2 separate regions of the Homo sapiens genome follow, and region 1 is linked to region 2. A link is an interaction called in ENCODE POLR2A ChIA-PET data of the cell type or tissue named here. Cell type or tissue: MCF 10A. All regions are shown on one strand. Each heading gives the region's core, and the rest is flanking DNA. Links, peaks and the distances in the headings are about the cores only.

Evidence for each region. ChIA-PET counts read pairs that join two places held together with the same protein. Peaks named below come from ENCODE experiments on the same cell type or tissue, not always from the same donor. Only the 100,000 strongest peaks of a DNase experiment are listed, where the experiment ranks them.
Region 1: POLR2A ChIA-PET joins it to region 2 with 7 read pairs; 2 of 35 experiments call an interaction of 5 or more read pairs at or near these places.

The regions. Positions count from the first base shown.
Region 1 is chr1:168,418,872-168,424,255 of GRCh38, forward strand. LOC125312414 (a long non-coding RNA gene) reads right to left here. Exons shown (of 8, transcript NR_176090.1): 5 at 3,259-3,333. It overlaps LOC100505918 (a long non-coding RNA gene), which reads right to left and starts at 3,785. Exons shown (of 5, transcript NR_176059.1): 1 at 3,719-3,785; 2 at 3,259-3,333. In MCF 10A, for the core only: no CTCF peak of the experiment used is centred there; no DNase peak of the experiment used is centred there.
Region 2 is chr1:168,502,192-168,507,575 of GRCh38, forward strand. No RefSeq gene overlaps it. Among named protein-coding and RNA genes, the nearest start is that of XCL2, 39 kb to the right of the region's middle. In MCF 10A, for the core only: no CTCF peak of the experiment used is centred there; DNase peaks (open chromatin) are centred at 2,090 and 4,480.

The sequences.
Region 1 (5,384 bases), core at 145-5,144, 83 kb before region 2:
TTGGCAGGTGTTGTTTCCTCGGAGGCCTCTCTCCTTGGCTTATAGGTGGCCATCTTCACCACCTATGGGTATGTCTTCACATGGCCTTCCCTTTATGTGTATCTGTGTCTTAATCTGCTCTTGTAAGGATATCAGTCATGAGGGCCCCCCTTGATAACTTCATTTACCTTAGTTACCTCTTTTTTTTTTTCTTTCTGAGACAGAGTCTCACTCTATCACCCAGGCTGCTGTGCAGTGGCACCATTTCAGCTCACTGCAACCTCCTCCTCCTGGGTTCAAGTGATTCTCTTGCCTCAGCCTCCTGAGTAGCTGAGATTACAGGTGTGTGACACCATGCCCGGCTAATTTTTGTATTTTTAGTAGAGACGGGGTTTTGCCATGTTGGTCAGGTTGGTCTCGAACCCCTGACCTTGTGATTTGCCTGCCTCGGCCTCCCAAAGTGCCTACCTTAGTTACCTCTTTAAAGACCTTACCTCCATATACTGGGGGTTAGGACTTCAACATAGGAATTTTTGGGGGATACAATTCAGCCCAAGACAAAGTTCAGTATCATAAAATCATACTTACTATACCAAAGGGGTCTGGGCTAGTGGAGAAAACAGACTTTAAAAATCTATATTATTTTTACTGTGTGTCTTTAGGTAAAAGCATAAGCCTCAAGTCCTTATTAAACATGGAAAGATGTTTATTCTTGGTGCAAGAATGAAGGGTACTGTGCGACTTAGAGCAGACTCGAGAAAAGGTTAAGTGGATGGATTCTTAATTGTTCTTCTACCTTCCCCTACGTTTCCCCCTCACTCATTACAGTTAGGTATCAATATCTTCTTGCTGTAACCCTTCCATTAAAACCTGTTCTCACTATCTGCAACTTATTCATGCTATAATATGAATGTCCGACAACCACTTCAGGAGTTTTTTTCTGCTTAATGTTTTATTTTTCCAGAGACCCGAGCCTTAAGCCAAAGGAGTCATGCCTTAAAGGAATTTCAGAGATCAGTTAGGGGATGAAGAAAGTATTTCCTGAAATCCTTTTCAGTACCCTGGATATCACCCCACCCAGATAATTGCTTACTCACCCTTTTACAATGTCAGCCTTGATGATAACTCAGACGAAAGATGTACTTAATTAAAAATAAAGCCCAACACCAGAGAAAGATGTCTTGTAGACAAATTTTCTAGCCCTAGTGTTACCCACCTGTGTTGCTAATGATGGTATACTTTTTAATGTGAGTCAACACGTGCTGGCTCCCATTTTCAGTGTTCCTAGATTTTTATCTGCCTGCCTTATTTTCAGAGGAACTGGCCTAACATCTCATGAGTGTTGATACTATTAGAACTGACCAATATTTGGGTTGGTTGGGGGGTGGGGTGGGCCTGGGAGGCTGGCTTTCCTGTTGGTCTCTAGCCTGTAGAACTGTTGTTGTCGATCATGTAGAATGAAAACTCCAACTTTAATGGTGCTCATTACATCATTCACTGTCTGAAGAGCATGCACACTGTAAGTTACCACAAGAAATGATAGCCGAGGATGGAAGCCTGAATATATTTGATCTTCATGATTTCAGTGTCTGGAGTGATGACTAGATATCTTTGTACCACTTTCCTTTCTAGTGGCTGAAAAGGTGTCTGATTCAACAGAAAAGTCCTTCAAAGTTTATACAAAACAATTTGTCTCAGAGCTTCTTGATTATGTAAAGGCCTCTTTAGCTTTGAAATGAGAAAATAATCGGAATCTTCCTATTACATTCTGGGAAACATACTCAGAGACATAACAATTCAGGAGGAAAAAAGGACAAAATGCCTTCCCGTCTCACCAAAATTGAATTAAATAAGTGGAGCCTGGCAAAGGGCAGGCTTTATGTAGAAGTGATTTCCCCCTAGATCTAGAGATGACCTGATAGCCAAAGGTTGAGATTCATTTGATTAAAGCCTAAACTTCCATCTTTTATGTTATGAGTCTCTTTGAGATTTATAATCCTCATTTATAAAATGGGATTAATATTTTTACTTGTTAGTGTTACAACAAAATAAGATAATATAAGGTTTGTAAAGCACCAAGCACACAAATATTAGATTACTTTTCCTTGCCTTGGTAGCAAAACTCTCTAAAAAACTCACTTATTATGAACATGTTGAATTTGTTTGAAAAGTAGAAAGAGAATAGTAAGATGAACACAACTTAAGATGAACACACCTAGATTTAACAATTGTTAACATTTTACCATATTTACTTAATCTCTTTTTAGTTATTTTCTGAAGAATTTGAAGTAAATTACAGACATAACTTTATTTTAACTTGAAATATTTAACATGTGCCTTGAAAAATGAACATATTCCCCTATAACTACAGTATCACTTTAGTCTAACAAAACTGATAATAATTTCTCAACATCAGCTGATACTTAGTCTATATTGAAAATTTCCGGTGGTTTCCAAATGTCTTTCAAAGCTGATTTATTCAAGCAAGATCCTGATATGAGCATCTCATCAGGGAACTCTATTTTATCTCATTGCTGCCCACTAAGGGGGCCAACCTTGTTCTGTTGTTTACTAGTCAGCAGATCTGAAATTCCTCCGTAAGTCAGGCTAGGAACATACTTTAAGCTAACTCAATACACAAACTTAAAAAGATAAATTGTGCACAACAGCAAATGACTCATATGTTTTCAGGGACTGTTTGAAGACTTGAAGTTGTGGTCTTCCTTTTGGTACATCTCAGCGTGCAAGCATAGGTGCTTGAATGACAGGAAGATGATTAGTGATAGTGGGTTTGGGGTGATGCAAACAGGAAGAAAAACTCATTTACATGGGGAATCTAAAATAATTAAATGTACAGAAGCAGAAAGTAAAGTGGAAGTAGGAAGGGAAACTAAAATTCGGGGATCCCAGTGGAGGAGGTGGCTTTGCATGAGGATGGAATGGACTCATCAGTACCCCACATAGGTTTAACTTACCACTTATCATGGCTCAGTGGAAAGGCACAGATCTGGGTCCAGATCCCAGCTCCACTCTTCTAGCTGCATGACCTTGGGAAAATTACTATACATTTCATACTTTAGTTTTGTTTTTTCTTCTGTGTTGTGCTAATACTTTTGTCTACTTTCCATAGATGTTGAAGAGATTATAGCAGGTGAACATAGAGTTCTAGTTATATAGTAACCGCACATAAAAAGTATCTATCTATCTATCTATCTATCTATCTATCTATCTATCTATCAATCATCTATCTTCATTATTATTATTATTACAATACTTTACCTCCTATGGTGGTTGGTGCTTCCAGCTCTATTGATGAATGCATCCCACACACAATTGTGCTCAAAATGTCATGACCTAAAGTGAAATAAATACAGGAGACATAGAGACTTATCATAGGATAGGGGTTTTTTGTCATATTTCAAGCAAAGCAGTTCTCCCCTGATCCCTGTCCATCTCCTAACCCTCTTGGTCCATATGGAGGTACTGCAGCTCAAGGTCACAAGGCTATCCATGGCTGAAGCCTCTCTCTAACTCCCAGATGCCAAGACCTTGCAAAGCTCTGCCTCCTGCTGGCCCTACTTCCCAAGGTCAGTCCTGGACCTAGCCCGGTGGCCAGAGGGTCTTATAAGCACCCTCAGCTCAGCTCCAAAGAGAAAACTATCTCTCCCAACTACCTTGGTGGCCAAATTATCCTTTTCTAAAGCAGCTTTATTCCTATAGAATTTAGAAAGCAAAATACTTTTGTTTTCCCAGGAGAGAGGTTTTCACAACAGTGTTTGGCAGGTACTTGTCATTGCTCAAGGGTTGCTAGGAGACAAATGAAGGCTGGCTTAAGACAGTTGCAAAGCATGGAATTCTACTCTCTAGAACTGCAGTCTTGATTTCAAATTTTAGCTTGCATCTGAATCACCTGGGGGTAGTTAAGATTCAGGTTCCTGGGTCTCTGGGTCTGGGATAGCTTGTGTTTCTAATAAACCTTCTAGTATAGATGACCCAGGGATCAGGATCACACTTGGAGAAACATGGAAGCAAGTCAACTTGCCTAACAGTGAGTCTGTGGAAGTACCTCTCTGGCAATTGGTTTTCAGTGAATTGATTAAGAGCTGGGAAACATTTTCCTAAAGAAAATAGGGTCTTTTCAGCATGATTTCAGGGATATAGATCTCCACAGTCATTTATCAGTGCTGGAGTGGTGTTCGGGATTCTTTGCCTTTATTATCAAAAGCTTCTGTAGCCTGTTATCATTGACCTGATCATTGACCAGGTAGCCAGGAGAGGGAAGGAGGAGCTTTCTAGGCCATGGAACGTCACGTGAAAGGCCTGTGAAGGGAAACATATGAAGAGCTGAAGGATCTGAAAGGTATTCAGCAGGTAAATTAATATGATTTGGTGCTAGATTGGCTTTGGGGAATAGCATGGAAAAGATGATGCCCATGATGGGTTCTGGTTTCTGCTTATCCACCTGGTTGGTATCATTCAGGAAGTTAGGAAACACTAGGAGAAGAGTCTTGTCTTTTTTTATTGTTTCTTTGTCTGGAGGATTGGGAGATGGAAATGAGGATTTGGTTTTGGACCTGATTAATCTGAGATGCTTTTGAGATATCTAACGGAGATGATAAGTAGGCAGCTGGGCTGATGGGCATGGGGCTGGAAGGCATCTGGGTTCGACACAGAAAACTATGGGTCATGTGGGAATTGGTGGTTATGGAAGCTGTGGGTATGGGTGAAAATTTCCAGGGATAGTGTAGAGGGAGAATCATTGAGTTCTAATGATTGACCCTGAGGAATCTTAACAAGTAAAGTACAGGGAGAAGGGGAGGAGCCAGCGAAAGGAAGCCTGAGGGAAGCTAATTTTTCTCAAGTGAAAAGTTTAGGCATTAAAAGTCAACTGGAGGGGCCGGGCACAGTGGCTTATGCCTATAATGCCAGCACTTTGGGAGGCAGAGGCGGGAGGATCGCTTGAGGCCAGGAGTTTGAGACCAGTCTGGGCAACATAGCAAGACCTCATCTCTATTAAAAAAAATTAACTGGAAGAAACCAGTTGTTAGAAGGAGGTTGAATGTACTAGAGAGAGAAAGATTCCACATGAGATGTACATAGAAAGGCAGGAAGGATGGGACCTACAGCCCTGTGTTCCAAAGAGGTTATGGTGACACTGTCACAAAATATTTTGCTGAATATCTGTCAGGACACAGGTATTCTGAGAGTGTCACAGGGTTTTTGATCTCTGAAGGGCTAGTGTGCTTTGGCTTTGGCTTTCACGTTGACTCCTCTGCCTGGGGAAGAGAAGTCTCTATGTACATGCAAGAGCTGTGCATTTTTACAGAGACTCAGGGCTGAGAAGGGTTTCTGTGTGGGAAAGTTTATCTCCAACATTGCCTTCAACCAGGCTGGTCATGCAGTGT
Region 2 (5,384 bases), core at 178-5,177:
TAATGCAGACTCCACAACTTAAGGATGCAGTCCCCCACAAGACTACCCTCATTTTAGATGACAGACACAAAGTCAGGGGTTCCCCAGGCCACCTGCTATGATGAACTGGCTATGAATTTGGAGATTTCCATCATCTTCTCTGGTCTGATATTTGCTAGAATGACTTGCAGAACTCATGGAAGTGTTATAATTACAGTTATAATTATAAAGGATACCATTGAGGACCTGCTAAGTGAAGAGACTAACAGGGTGAGGTCTGGCAAGATTCCAAATGTAGAGCTTCCATTAACCCCTACCCTGTTGTCAGGATGCATATCTCTAGGTACGGTGATGTGTATTCCCCAAGCAGGAAGCTCCCCTGAACCTCACTGTTTCGAGTTTTTATTGAGGTTTCATCAGGTAGGTGTGATTGGTTAACTCACTGGCCACGTAATTAAGTTCAAGCTCCAGTTCCCTCCCCTCTCCAGGGGTCAGGAGTTTGTATTGTTAACATTTGGTTCAAACCCTTAACCTTGTAATCACACGGTTGGCCTTTCTGGCATGACCAGCCCCCATCCTAAGTTGTCTCCCTGGTGTAAACTAAGGTGTGGTCCAGGGTCCCACCATAAGTAACAAAGACACACTTGTCCCTTGGGAAATTCAAGGGGCATAGAACACATTTTTCCAGAAACCTGGGAAAAAGACCAGGCATATTCTTTATTATATAACAGTGGGAAAGAAATTATTACCCTCATTTTCAGATGGCACTGAGGAAGGCAAAGTGACTTGTTCAGTGTCACAAGGCTCAATAATAATGGAGCCAGAATACCAATCCTGGAGGTCTGACCCCAAGTCTCAGCCTCTATCACCGTGATAGATTCCCTACAGGGAGGCCAATTTCACATCATAATTGTCATTATATCTTTCAAACTTTTTTGAGTAGCTGGATCTGAGCTAAATGTTCCTTTGGGAACCATGATCACTGTTCCTGGTGGTTAGTAAGAGATCCTCCTCCTCTGGGCTGTGGCCCATTGATGCTGTGAGTGTGGGGTTGGCAGCCCTCTGATCAGGAGGTCCATTGTATGACAGGTACAAACAGTTCTGCAGACTTTGAAGGTGAGGCACAAGCCAGAGCTACCCTCTTTGTTGAACCATGAGGATAAGTGGATCAAAGGAGTCACAAATCCTCAATTTTAGTGTCCTTTTTTTCTGTAATTTCCACTTATGATAAGAGCATTTGTTATTGGCAAGCTATCTATCTATACGTTTACCATCTGTGTATCCAATCTATTCATCTAATCTATTTATGTGTCTGTCTGTCTATCTTTCATCTATTGACAAGCTTTCATCAGCCTTAAAGGCTGATTGTGGCTGTGGCCTGTTTCTTATAGTGGGGAAGGAAGTATAAGTAAGGTTGAAGGTCCCAGGCATGGCTAAAATACAAAATGATGATTTTTCTAATGTTGCTTCCTTCTCCCTTCTCCTCTCTTTCCTAATACCCCTCCCCCTCCAGTCTTTCCTACTCCCTTCTTCCTTTCCCAGCTTTCAGAATGCCTTTTTACTTCTCCTACATGGAAACATCATCTTGGTTGAACAATCATTCCTATGTGCCAGATATAATTCTATGAGCATTATGCCTATTAACACACACCATCCTCACTACTATTACCATCATTGTAAGTGTGAGAAAGCTGAAGCAAAGAGACGTTTAATGAACTTCCCAGAGTCTCCAGCTAGTTTGTAGCAGATCTGAGAGCTTCAAACCCTGGTAACCAGATGCCCGAGTCTGTACTCTTTACCACCTCACTAAACTGCCTTGATTAAATAAAAAGAATTTCAGCTTTGAAAGTTGGGTTAAGTTGCTGGCTTTTTTCCTTAAGACATATGTGACCTTAGTCATGTTGTAGAAGCTGCCCAAGCCTCAGTTCATTATCCTTTAAACAGGGTAAAGAAACCCTTCTTCAATATGATGCCACAAAGACAGAATGAGGAAATGTATTGAGTAATATACTCTCCACTCACTTCCGTTTTTCTCTTCTCCCTAGGACAGGGGCATGGAAGGACCTAGAGAAGGCGTTGATTCATGCTCTTCAAGACTCATGCTCAGCTTTGGGAGTGCAGTTGGGTTGCCTTTGCAGGAATGACCTTTTGAGACGTCACCCAGCTGCAAGCTGGCTCTGGCTCCTTATTGCCCCACCACAGCTATTGCCCAACTCACTGTAGGGAAAGAGTGGCTTGGTTTTTTTTCTTCAAAACTAAGACTTTCAGGAAAGTGAGCTGCAGTATCTGGAAAATCCAGATATGTTAAGTCACAGTATAAAAGTCTCTTTTACTCTTTCAGGACCATTTTTCCTTCTCTTCTGTGACACCTTCAGCCTTTGCAGAGAGATTGTGGGCAGGAGACCTGTGACATGGGTGTTTGCCTCTAGGAAGCACAGCAGAGACCAAAGCAGGGCACAGTCATTTCCACCCTGGCTTAGACTGTACTGCTCAGCACCGTGACTGGAGGTTACAAGGCCTTTGGCTGTAAGTTTACCTCTACAGGTTTTACTACTTAAGGAACTCCTGCCAATGGACTTTTCTTAAGCCTCAAGGTCAAGTTCAAGTTCCATGCTGGCTCTGTAGAGTTTTCTTGTCCTTTGCAACACAAATAATGGCCAGTCTCTTTAATTGATTCCCCTTAGTTCTGCTTGATTTTCAGTTTTTCACCTTACTCTCTCTAAGTATTAACAGTGACCTTCATGGGAACTGTGGTTGTTACCTTATTTCTTTCTTTGTTGAGTGCCTAGATCCTTGCCTGGAACTTGGCTGATGTCTAATAAATGACTGTTGAATTGAATGTTGACTGCCTGCCTTCCTTTCTGCCTTTTTATATATTACTATGGTTCCAGAACTTTCTACCATCTATCTCACAGATTCCTCATTAGACCCTTACATTGAGATTGTTCATTTCATTGGTCCTGAGGGATTCCCTTGACCTTTCCCCACTCTGTAAATACCAAGTTAGTCTAGCAGAGTGAAACAAAAAGTGAAGTTGGGACTAGACAGACTGGGCTTGGAATACTCATTTTTCAATTTACTTACTGCTCTGACCATGGGCAAGTGGTTCACCATCTCTGAGTCTTGCAAAATGGGGCGATAATGTCCAGAGCTGCTGCTGATAGCCCAAATAGCATCTTTGTGTGAATTAGAAAAGGGAATCTCCAGTGGCCTGTGGACCCTTCATGTGGCAAGCCGGGTGTGAGTTGGATTTTTAGCCTTTACTTGCTCCCTTGGCTGGTACATTCTGTAAAAATCATTCAAGGCAGCTCTTAAAGGACCTCTCTCCCAAGGCTGGCATGAAGGCTAAATGACACTGAGCAAGGGAAGAGCCTGGCAGAAAGCAGGGAATGAAAATGTTTTATTTTTTTGGTGCCCAAAATGAAAATAACACCATGTTACTTACAGTGTACATCCACTTTCCCTCCCATTAACTCCCACCTCTGCCAACCCAAAGTCCTCTATCTGTCCTGTACCATGGGAAAATCCTAGGCAATACTGAATTATCAGTGAAGTTAGCTACTGGAGTCTCACATCTCTTCTAAGGGTATTGTGTCCCCACCCCTACTCCAGCTTCATGAGCCCATTGCCTTCACTCTCTCTCTTTCCTCTTCTCCCTGCTCCAAACAAATTTTGTTTCTGGAAAGAAGCTGATCTCCGCAGTTTGAGCCTTTTCATCTTTCTAATTGTGTACTTACAGACTTTCTCTGCTTTTGGAGATAGCTCTGGCATTACTAAATACATGTGGGTCACAAAGTAATTACTTCTTCTGAGACATAAGGCAGATCTAAAAATGGACCCCTACAAGAGCTAGCATCTTATTGACTGAAACAGATCTCCCTAGATGCCCCAGTAGATACATGACATTTTGATAATTATATCTTTATCAGACACTAAAGTAAACTAATGCACTTTAAACCAAGCAATGTACACACCAACATTTCCTCTATATCTCTGACCCCATCCCATCATCAAGTCTTACAAAGGTCTGGTTGGTGTTTCTCCCCCTTTTTCTTTCTGATCTCTCCTGTGTACTGTAAGAGAGCAGTTAGGATTGCTCACATCTTTGTCCTTAAAGCTCCCAGTGGCAGAATATAGGAGGGAGAGTGGGAGGGGAGAAGATGCTAACTTCATCCTGCTCCTTGGTGTGCCCTGAATCCCAAACAGAAGTAGCCCTGAAGCACACTGGGACAGAGGTTTCAAGACTCTACAGTCTCCTAAACCTCACCCGAGTCTTGAGCTGGATGCTTGACAGGATTGCAGAACTCCTTTGCACAGTGACTCCGACCCAGTTTAGAGGGCTGAAATTTTAGATGTTGAACGTCCCAGGAAACCAAGCAAATCATGAATAAAGAAAAGGCTCACAAGCCATCGTTTTACATCTTGGTTAAGTTTTTGCTATGGTTTTTGTTGGTCTATTGTCAGTATAGCAGAGTGACTAAGTAATGGGTCATGAAGTGGATGATCTGGGTTTGAATCATCGCTTACACTTGTGTAGCTGTGCGAATGTGGACAAATAATATTTTGTGTCTCAAATTTCTTTTCAGCACAATGTGGATGATAATGGTACCTATGTAATTAGATTATTAGGAAGGGTAAATGAAATAGTGCTGATAAAGTGCCCAGTACAATACCTGGCACATTGGAAAAGTGCTCATAATCGCTAGCTGGTTATTCCTACCAGAGATAATAGTGACAACCAAAAGCATTCTCTTCTTTCCTGAGGAAGATTCATTTGAAATACATTTTTTGTTGTTGTTAAATATGCTAATTGGGATTTTGGAGAGCTTTCCCTAGCAAAGCAGGGAATGCTGCAGTGTGATGTTATGGAATGACCATCATTAGACTTGAATAGAAAGACCCAGCAAGGTATTAGTTCTGTTTCTGTCTTTATTAGACTATAATCTTGAACTCTTCACCCAAGAGGGCTTCACCTCAGTTTCCTAATCTGCAGAACAAAAGGATTGCATGAGATTAACTCTATGATCCTTTCCAGCTGCAAAGCCCTGTGATTCTTTGTTTATACTGAATATCTCTGGCTCAGGGAAGAGGCTGAGTCCGGACTCAGGTCCAAATGAAGGCTTGGCATATTGGTCAGTAGTTGGAAGGCCTGAGTTGTTGCCATTCTTGCCTTTGATCACTCACATTTGTTTCAGCAAACCGAACAGGTGAAGTCAGGGCTCTATCAGCTTGGACTTCCACATTCTTGCCTGAGCAGGTGGCCTTACAGCAACAGGCTTCCCAGGCAGACAGTTAAATGTTGGCAACTTATTCCACACAGAGACGCCAGAGGCCTGGGTGGTTCTTATTACTGCTGCCTAGTCTCTCTTGTTTCCTAGTTCTTGGGGAGGCCAAAATATTAAAAA